2 separate regions of the Homo sapiens genome follow, and region 2 is linked to region 1. The links are chromatin loops, found by intact Hi-C in ENCODE. Cell type or tissue: heart left ventricle. All regions are shown on one strand. Links, peaks and the distances in the headings refer to the core of each region. The heading gives the core; the rest is flanking DNA. Region 1 has its middle 260 kb from the start of LINC01163. Region 2 has its middle 52 kb from the start of LINC02667.

Region 1 (5,375 bases), core at 226-5,225:
GAAAGCAAATCTTACTTGTAATGTATATTAAACCCGAAGTAAATAATGCATCCTGTCAGAGGCAAATGCTATTGTGCAAGGAGGAACGGCTACCAATTTTGCTTTTGATAAAAACAGATCATAGGAAGGATTTCATCATTCTAAGAGCACCCTCATCTGCCTGGTGATAAAGTCTGCGCATGAGTCTAACACGCCTATCAGAAGGTAACCCCAAGCCCAGTGAACTCATTCATGTCTTATTGAACCACCTACTTATCAGCCATTTCTTGAAAAAACCCCGAGCATTATGTTGACCAGGTCTCAAAGCTAATGCAAATGAACTCTCTAAAATCCCACTTTAATTTTTCCCACCTAGGATTAAGGTATTACAATGATGAACTGATTCCATGGTGGTCCTCTTCTTCCTTCCCCCTCCCCCTACCCCAACCCTCTGCTCAAGAACAAGGGCAGATGCAACAACCCTGCCTCTGAAGCTGGCCTGGCTGGGGTGAGGGGCAGAGGTCTCCTCCCCTTAACTCCTCCTGAAAAGAGCAGCCAGGCTCGGCCAAATCGCTTCTTTTCCCCACTTCATTATGCCTATTTTGAGCGAAAATAGACGTTAAGACGGTTAATAAGAGCCAATTCCGTATATCCAGATTAACTGGCCTCCACCACCTCTCAGGTTTTCCTGGGTCGTTTATATTAACACACATCTTCAAATATTATCGACGCTCCCCATGTTTTATTAGTTTGCATTTACATCGTTCACCATTTTATTATTCGAGATTTCCGCTGTTGCCAGGTATTAATCAATGTATTATGCGGTTCACTTGGGCAAGCTGTGCAGAGGAGGGTGCCCCTAGGGTTACCACAGTCAAGAGCGAGAAAAGTGTTTTAGACATGTACACAACATGTGGTTTACTATTATCATTAAATGAGGTGAACTGGGACTCTATACATATGGATTTTGAATTGCATAAATTTTGATTGATATCATTTGAAGACTGAGGCTCTGAAAGGCTAGATTTTGTGAAAGACGATACACAGACCAGCTATTACCACATACAATCATACCAGGAAAAGTATCTGAAATGAGCAAGGCAGCTGGCTTTTAAATAGCTAAAACATAACATCAATACTTATTTTGAATAATGGAAAAAAGAGGTAAAAGATGTTGACCCCTGCCTGACAGGAACACGCTCAAAAGCAGAACTGGTCCCCAGGGACCGCCCCAGCTCCACAGTAGCGCCAAGCCCTGCTCTTTCTCCGCCTCTCTGCCTTTCTCAGTACCCCCCACCTCCATTCTCCCCCCTTTTATCTGTCTCAAAAAAAAAAAAAGTAAATATTTTTTTTGAGCATTAAGCCACTATGGACAAGCGGCTAGAAAAAGAATTTTCACAAATTCAGGAAACACTTGAGAGGTAAAACCAACATCCTGAGACAGAAGACAGGCCAGCTTTTGACACCAGGTTGGAGCTGCGAGGCCTAAAACGTCCAGCCAGGAAGTGCTTGCCCCTGGTCAGGGCTCCAGAGGCCCCGGCCAAGGCAGGAGAGCGCAGAACTTTCCACGCGCCACCGCAACCAACAGGCCTCTTCATGGGAAATTGGCTGAAAATGTGCTGACCGGCATAAAACTTTTATTAGAATCCGAGAGCAGGAGGCTGAACTTCCAGGGAATGACGGGTCTGGGCGGGCTGGGGAGGGCGCAGCCAGGACCCAGACCGGGGCGCTCGGTCCCCCAGCCGGCCCCCATCCGTGGAGCCTGCGCCCTGCCGTAACTTTGGGGGTCGGCTCCCTGGGCCCCCAGCTCACGATGCCCGCTAGGAGCCGGCGCCGGGGCGCCCCAAGGCTGCCTCCCCCCGCAGCGCTGCGCAGTGCGCCCTGGTGGGATGGGGACGCTGCACCCCTGAACCCCCCCAAATCCGGCAGGCCTAGGGCTGGAGGCGCGGAAACCCTCACTCCTGCCGAGCTCCCGAGCGGGACAGACTTTCTGAAAGGGGAAAGGGACATAAATCAGGAAATTAAAAAAAAATAGTTTCTGCACATTTTCAAAACCCACGTTGCGCTCTCTAAGGTCCTTTTCATTTTAACCAAATCAGGGGGAACTTGTCCTCACAGCGGCGAGGCAGATGGAACAATAAATCACAGGCGCCGTTGACTGCCTGCAGTGCGCTCTCCACAGCTGTCACTTTTTTGTCTCTTTGGTTTTAGCTGACATGGTTTGAGGTCCACTGTGAACCAATCTGGACTTTTTTTTACAGTCATATCCATCAAAACGACCAGTGGCCATCAGCCCGCTGCGGCCATCGATCGGGTGGCCCCTGCCCCCGTGCAGGCCGGCGTGACCCGGCTCCTAGGTGAGGCTGGAGAGAAGGACCTCGTTTTAGCGGATTTTTTCCTTTTTTTTTTTTTCTTTTGCCTCCAGCTACAGCTGTGATTTTCTGAGCAGTCTTGGCTAACGTTATTAAAGTTGCATCAGGATAGATACAGAGCAAAGCAGATAACAGGCTCCGCGCGCGGGAGCTGGAAAGACCGGCAGCCTCTGGTTCCTGTTGTTGTTTTTTAAGTGCGCGGAGGCGCAGGCGAAACTCGGAGTTTCCAACTCGTTGCTTATTTTGCAAAGTAAACAAGCAAATGTTATGTGCATAACCTTCGCTGTCTCGCTAAAGGTCAGCGCGCCCCTGCTCATTTCCCGGGCTGCCTTTTGGGGGCACTCTGATGCCGGGGATTTCCTCGGGTGTTGGGGAAACAAGACGTGCTCGCCTAACAAAGACTCAATCTACAAAGGCTGCAAAACAAAAACATTGATTACATCTGAATTGGAGTGCGGAAGTTTGCTTCGGGGGTATAAAATATCAGCCCCTTAAGCGCTAAATAGCGAGAGGGCTGGGCTGGGGCCAGAGTGCCCAGGCGCATTCCATAGACATTTCCTGGAGAGGAAGATTCCCTGTGGCCGGCTCCTACAGTAGTCACCCAAGACAGGATGGCAGCGAAAATTCAGGAGATAAGAGGCTAGGTTAAAATAAAGTTTCCCTGGAATTGCGTTTTCTTCCATAGTGGCATGTCACGTTAACATCTTTGAAAGTACTTAGGCAGAGATAATTTCATGTATGTACACAAGTTTGAACACAAGAAAGAACCAGGCAAGACACAGAAACACACACACACACACACACACACACACACACTTATATGTGGGAATAGGGAGCTCATAGATACACAATTAAACAAAAATTGGCTGCTTAAAAATCCCCAGTTAGGTCAGGTTAAATTTATTATATTCTTTTATAGCTGAACTGTATGGTTTTGACTTGAGGTGACAGTTGAAATGCACCAGAAACCTTTGGAATTTCAGTACTATATATTACTATGAGGAAGAAAATAAAGTTCTACCATTAGAAGGGCTTGCCTTAAATGTTCAAGGAAAAAAGATGTTAATTTTTCCCTGCAATCTTTTTCTTAAGTATGGAGTGAGTTACATGGGTAGAACAGCCAGCTAAGTGTAATATCAACATAGCTGGGAAGCATCTGTCCTTGCTCTGCGTTAGAAATTGTCAGATTGCTGTAATGCAATAGGGGAAGATCGCTCATAGTTTTAAGTGAAAACACCTACTTTGGATAATGTGCATTGTTGTCCTTCTGAAGAATATCTTCTGGGCAAGATTCAGAGCCAGGTGTATTTTTTGCTATAAGCATTATTGACCATTGATAATGTCCACCAGGACAGAACATGAATCTTTTTATGCAAGGCTGCCAAAGGCTGTCCAAAGTTCAATTCCAAGTGAGATGGAAAGGGGAGGATTTTTTTCCCCCAGAAAAATTTCTCCATTTTTTGAGAGGTGTGTATTCATACAGTTCCTTTTGAGTTTTCCTATTCAAATCACCTCTGACTTTAAAAAATAGATTAAATGTGGAATCCACTCTGGAAATGGTATCTGTGTGCAGTGGCAAATGCCCTGTGCTATGTCAGGTGTCTGCAGTGGATTTTGTAATCCTCGGCACCTTCCTGGCAATCACAGTAAAAAGCGCTCCTTAAATTGTGTAGGCCATCAGCAAATGCCCGGAATTACCTCTGACTGGGCCCGGAGCTGAGCAGTGCTCTCTGCTGTCTTATCACTGTTGTAATGACATTGAAATATGCAGTGTCGCCGCAGCCACTCTGCAGGTCAGAGGTACAATTCTCTGTACCATTTCTGGAGCGTGGTCTTGTAAGGAGGCAGCCAGCATCTGGCCTGACTGGCTGTGTGGTTGCAGGTGAAGTAGTTTTATTTGGGCACCAAAGGAGAAAAGGCAACACAAAACAAAAAGAACAACCAACAAACAAAAACTTAACTCAAGTCCTGATAAACAGGCCGTATTTCTGTGTGCTCCCTAATTTCTGTTTGATGGAAATATGCCAGAAGTGTCTAGTTATCAGAATCCAGAGTCAGGGTCTTAAAGGGCTGGTGTCCAGAGTTACAACTGTATGCATATAAATGCGAGAAATTAATTTCCGATTCCTAGGAAAGCAGTGATAACAGGTTCTGTATTTTTTCATTCTTTGGCACAAAGAATTCAAGAAAAGGAGACAATGTCTCAAATTCTGCCCTAACCACAGAGCCACGGTCTTCCAGCTGCGTTCCCAGCACACAGGGGCATACTTGAAGGCAGTTAAGGAATCTGCTCTTTGGTTTGCATGACATAGTTTTCAAAGCATCCAAACTGTTAAAAAGGAAGCAGAACACCTTTCTGAGCCAGCGTCGTTTGTCGTTCGGTTCTGGCCTCTATCCGTCCGTCTGCACGCTAGGAGCTCGGTGACCGGCATTGTCAGCTCAAGATGAGATTGTATTTTTCACCGTGACTGAAAACACTCCCTGATGGTTGGGCAATTGTTTTATTTCTATTTTTCACTTGACTCCAACCCCTAGTGCAAAAGTACCAGAGCAACCAGAGGGTCACTGGAGCTCGATTTTTCTTGCATTTGTCATCCTGAGGATAGGATTCCTACCTGCTCCTTTAACCAAACGCTTGAGAGCCACAGCAGGGCTGGACAGGATCTCCTCGCAGGGGATTCTACTGATCAGCACCACGTTTAGGTATTCAACGGAATTTTGCAGATCCCTTCTTGAGACTGCTTATATTTTGCTTTTATTTTATGTGCCAAATTTACAACAGAAAAAAAGACATTATTTAGATGTCTGCACTTCTGTCAGGACATAAGACTTAAAGGGGGACAGATTTTTCCTATTTTAGGTCTTCAAAGGAGCAAAAAGAAAAAAATAACATGGATACTGTATTTCTTCAAGCTTTCTTCTAATGTCTCTTAAATCACTCACCATTTATTAAGTATAAATCCTGCAGTGTGCTTCCAAGAAGAGTACCCAGAAATGGAACAACAACAACAAAAAAAACAGAGA
Region 2 (5,375 bases), core at 137-5,136, 320 kb after region 1:
TAAAACAATACAGAATTGCAAGTAGATGAAGAGCATTAACCTGTTTGTTCCAGTTGGGTTGCTGGGAAAAGAAATCATTTTCCACATCATTTTTAATATTACTCTTTGTCCACCCATCCCGAAGGTCATTGAAAGGGAAATCGTTCGCTTGTTCGTTCATTCTATTCAGCCATCTTTGCTGAGCTCTGCTCTATGCCAGGTACCTGGAAGGTCAGGGAGCCCAATGGCCAGAGGAGAGGTAAGAACCCAAGGATTGTATAAAAATGGCTGAGCACAGTGTGGGGAAAGAATAAACAGTGGTAAAGAACCGGCTCCCCACTGCAATTTGGAAAGCATAACTAATCTGCTGGTAAGCCTCAAGGACAGCAAAACGAAAACCGACCCATCTGGAATGTTCTATGGGATGGACAGGGTTGCCAAGGTGCTGCTGAAGAAGCCAGGGTCAGGGAAAGAGGCGAGAGCAAGGAGACATCAGGGGACACGGGAACAATCGCACCAGCCCCTTCTCACTCCACCCAAATGACATTAGTTCTGCTGTTTTCCAGAATATCAGGAAGGAATTAGAATCCCAAAGGCAGGACTTCCAAACTTGAAAAAAACCAAGGTAGTGCACCCAGTGGATGCCAAAGGGTTAAACCACTGTACAAGTTGAGTTAATTATTGATGTGACAGGTTCTCAGTCTGATAATGAAAAACTATGTTCAAATATATACTTTATTATGCTGTATTAAGCCAATTTAAAAATAAAGTCTGCTTAATTATTTTAGTGCAGAGATCATAAACTCAAATGTCCAAAGAGGCAGATGTAGGGGTAGGAAGGTTAATGCAGCCCAGCGGGTATGTGAGGTGGGAGAGGAAGCGGTTCTGGGCCCTGGACGGCAGAGGCCAAATGCTCCAAGCCCAGGGTCCTTCCCACTGGTGTTGCAGTGTGGCAATGTGGGCCCAAGGTTTCTAGGATTTCCCAGCTTTCGGGAGAAACCAGAAACCTACATTTATAAGTAAAAGCTCTTAATTTTAGAATGCCAGTTCTAAAACTGTAGAATGTTTTGGGATGAACAAAAAACATTTGCTGGTTTTAGAAATTGCAAGGCAGCCAACACGTAGGTGAAGAGAGAGCCCTGGTGTGCAGGATCTGGCACGAAGTGGAGATGGAAGGCCAAACAGGACAAAGGCAGGAGGTCACCGGGGCCGGGAGTTGCCTCCTGGCCCTTGAGTTCAGCACCTCACCCAATTTTAAGATTGCTTTTCTAGTTTCTCCAATACATGGGCTGTCAGATTGCCACCATGTTTTAAAGTATTTTTAAATAATAGATGTTTTAATTATATTTCTAATAATTTCTAAATTTCAAGGAAGGTAATTAAGGGTTGAAGTAGTGTCTTTTATTTAAAGGGTTTCAAAATTCTTAACTATCAGATATTTGAAGCAGAAACTCTTTAGCATATGAAATTACATAATAAAAATAGGAAACTGTTTCTAACATTTGCTAATAATGCAAATATTATGGCAAGTGCTATGTTACTGAAGTGCTGCAATGGCCCTATGAGATGGGAACTATAATTCTCTTCATGCTACAGATGAGGAGACTGAGACAAAAAGAGGTCAAGCAGTTGGCTGAACTTCACAAGTTCACTTTTACTTTCTTGAAGTGGAGTTAAAGTCCAAGGTTGCCACCACAACACTATTTTGTATCCCTAACTAAATATGAAAGCAATTTGTATTATTTTGAGGGATGGAAGCCTTTCTTTTAGCAATTTTCAAACAGCAAAAATGAATGCCAGTGCAAGCTTGAACATCATTTCTTAAAATAGTTAGCATCTTTTTCCCCGTCAGAAGCACCTTTCCTAACTCTCATTTTATGCTTGTTGATATTAAGATGTCATTTGAAAGTCATACTCAGTTTGTTACTTATCAGAGTTTTTACGAAGCAGTACACCACGGCAGAAAGACCTCAGACATCGAGGTTAAAGAGGTCTCCGTTTGTATTCTAGCTCTGACATTTGTGAAGTCATGTGAGTTGAGACAACTGACTTAAGCCTGTATCAGTCTTCTCCCCTGTTAAATGGGAGTAATTTCCATCCCAATTGCAGTGCTATGATCCGGATTAGAAACAACATATACAAACTGCCCCCTAGTGGCTGGCCTGGTATAGAGTTTCCTTCTGTTTTATTATTCAATTATAGTGATCTACCTTGAGGCACCATGAGAATAAAATTAGATACATAGAAAATCCACAAGCAGAAAGCTATCACCCACAGCTTTCCACCTGTAGAAAATAAAAGTGACTTCTGAGCTCATTCACCACCCTCCCCAGTGGCCTCTTTTGCCAGGAACCCTGTAATATTTGTGAGTGAGTATTTTGTTGAGGTGGCAGCTAAGAGCCAGGGTTCCAGCCCCGACACTTTCTTTCATTGCCTTGGGACCTTGAACAGGTGGCTTCCTGTCCTTTACATAAGCTGGGCCCTGAGACTCCCCCAGGAGGAAACACGGGCTCCTGCCTGCTGTGAGTCACGGGGCCCTGCAAACTCAAATGAGACGTTCAGGGAAAGGCCTGGAATCTGAAAAGCGCTGCAGAGATGAAGGGATTATTGAGATTGTTGAGATAAAACTCTCCTGATTTTTGCACGGGTGCCCTGTAAAGCTGTTTCCTGAAACATGCCAGTTTACCCTGTGCCCCAGTTTTGCCTGTTTTAGCCCCGATATGAGTGTTCCCCAGGCAAAGGCATCCTTTCCTACGATTTCAGCTCTGCAGGGCTGTTCATGCCACTTTGTGTGTCATGGAAGCGTGGTGGAGGGCAGACAAGCCACAGCATGGGAAGCATCTGCCCGGCCTTGCTATGAATGCCAGCCTCCTGCCTGGGCTTTCCTCCTAGCACCAGCTCCTGCTGCTGAGGGCTGGAGAGAGAATCCCTAAGCTGTCCCTGCCCACCTGCCTGGCTGACGCTGTGGGTGTCTGACAGCCTGGGCCTTCAGGCTCCCCTCACACCTATCTGCCTGGCTGTCACCTCGTCCCTGCATTCCTGCTTCCTGCCACGGGGATGCCAGTTCCCAATGCTCCGCACCTTGGGCTCTTGCACTCAAAGCCTTCCAGGTCCCGCGACCACAGGGTCTGAGTCCCAGAGAGCACACGAGCTTCCATACATGCTCTGCTGGCTTCAGGACTCAGTGAAGTGAATGGCTCCACTGTGACCTGTGGGTGATAAGACTTCGGTCCCCAGCTCCTGCTTCTTTCTTCCCAAAATACCATCCAACTCAGTTCCCAGCAGGAGCTGCCAGGCCACCGACGGGGCATGAGCAGTTTGCATCCTAACGCTGCAAGAGACCCACTTCCTCACCTGCACACAACACCAGGGCGCAGGCCCACACCAGAATCCTCACCGGTCCCTCTAGCTGTCAAGTGCATGACCCAAGCTTCCATTTCCTGTCCATAACCTGAAGGAGTCAGTGGGGACTGGATGGGATGGTGATGAGGTGTGAACGCGCTGGGGCAGGTGCTATACACATAGAGGAGGTACCACACATCCATTCACTTGTTCAGGAAGCATTTCCTGGGCACTTATTGTGTGAGGCATCATTGGAAGCAGAATAGAAGAGCTGCCACTGCCACGTGCACCAAGTGGGGACAGCAAGAGCCCCTTGCACAAAGTGATGCAACACAAGATGAAGGGGGTCCAAGCAGAGGGAGGAGAGGTGGGACAGGATGACCAGGCCAGGCACCACACACACTGCGCCCCTCCACTTGTTGCAAAGAGGTGGAAGGATGCAGCAGCCAGAGAGGCAGACAATTGGGTGGAACGCTCGCTGCCCATGAACCAAGGCACCCCAGATCGACCTCAAGGGCCTTCGTTACAAGCTAACATCTCAGCAGGAGTGTTTTTGGCAGGGAATGAAGGCAGGTTGCAGAAGGAATGGTGAGCAGGAGCTGTGTCTGGGAGAGGGCTGGGCAGAATTGGGCATAGTTAACATGCCCTATGGCATAGTTTGAACTTCTTTACATGTGCACGTATTAGTTTCTTTTTTAATTAAAATTAGAAATTCTAATCAGTAATATTCATGATTGGTAATAGAATAAGAAACTGGAGAGAGAAAAACCATTTCGGAAATTATCTCAAAAATTCACAGAGAATGTAAGTAAGCCCAGAGTAGGCGGTTGGTGGAGAGGCTAGAAAGAGAAAGCTGGAGGTGGGAGCCATCCTAGGCCAGCCCTTCTGTTCTTTATTCTCATTCAAAGATAACTGGAACATTCCAAGGGCAGGCAGCAGCAAGGATGATGGAGCAGAGGCTGCCTGGAGGGTTGTCCTTGACTGAGGAGGCAACCAGTTTGAATTGAGGTTGAATGAGCCTTAGGCTTGAGTGTGGACCCAGAAATTGCAAGGCAGCCAACATGTAGGTGAAGAGAGAGCCCTGGTGTGCAGGATCTGGCACGAAGTGGAGATGGACGACCAAAAAGGACAAAGGCAGGAGGTCATGGGGGCCTGGAGTTGCCTCCTGGCCCTTGAGTTCAGCACCTCACCCAATTTTAAGATTGCTTGTCTAGTTTCTCCAAGCAAGAAGCAGTGATCCAGGGCCTGCTGAGGCTCTTCGATGGTGAGGTGAGCCTGGCTTCCCGAGTGTTCCTTAATTATGTTGCTGGTTTATTAAAATGCTGAGCATCTTCTGCCCTTCTCTGTGCCAAGATCTGCCTTCTCCTTCTACGGTCTGTCCATTAATTCCAGTTCTGCTAGTGGGGCATAGAAAACTCAGCTGGCTGACTGCTACTGTATGCCAATAAATGTGTGCCCAGATCTGTCTGCAAAGCCTTGCCCCGCAAGAGAGTGGCTCCGTGTGGGTTGGGAGCTGGAGGACAGGCATCAGACTATTAAGGGGGGCAACATGGGTGGTGAAGAAATGGAGGAAGGGAAGTGAGCATCTGAACCCCAAAACGCTGCAGAGAAGGCAGGAGAGAAACCAATGGGACCTCAAAGGGGCTTCTAGGCTGTTGTGAGCTGAACTGTGTCCTCCCTAAATTCATGTGTTGAGGTCCTAATGCCCAGTACCACCAAGTGTGATTGCATTTGGAAATATGGTCTTTCAAAGGATAATTAGATTAAAATGAGGACATTAAGGTGGGCCCGGATCCAATATGGCTGGTGTCCTGAGGAGAAGAGGAAATCTGGACACAGACACTGTTGAAGAAAAAATTAACTGAGACACTTGTTCAATTGGTAAGGCCAACTTTATTCATGGGGCCATGTTGAGGGGTACAAGGACCATGGGAAGGAGGTCTTGCAGCACATGAGCATGAGTGACTCCACTCAGGTCTTTTTTTGTGGTGGGGGTGGACAGTGTCTTGCTCTCTTGCCCAGGCTGGAGTACAGTGGTGCCATCTCAGCTCACT

What was found. Hi-C counts contacts between places; a loop is a spot of excess contacts. Peaks named below come from ENCODE experiments on the same cell type or tissue, not always from the same donor. Only the 100,000 strongest peaks of a DNase experiment are listed, where the experiment ranks them.
Region 2: a loop joins it to region 1, with 2.2 times the contacts of the local background. A loop is called at or near these places in 11 of 110 quality-filtered maps.

The regions. Positions count from the first base shown.
Region 1 is chr10:128,538,773-128,544,147 of GRCh38, forward strand. No RefSeq gene overlaps it. Among named protein-coding and RNA genes, the nearest start is that of LINC01163, 260 kb to the left of the region's middle. RefSeq lists an enhancer at 2,489-3,164. In heart left ventricle, for the core only: a CTCF peak has its summit at 2,675; DNase peaks (open chromatin) are centred at 1,201, 1,542 and 2,647; H3K4me3 peaks cover 1,587 bases; H3K27ac peaks cover 613 bases; H3K27me3 peaks cover 2,336 bases.
Region 2 is chr10:128,857,855-128,863,229 of GRCh38, forward strand. No RefSeq gene overlaps it. Among named protein-coding and RNA genes, the nearest start is that of LINC02667, 52 kb to the right of the region's middle. In heart left ventricle, for the core only: a CTCF peak has its summit at 2,135 (motif pointing left); no DNase peak of the experiment used is centred there.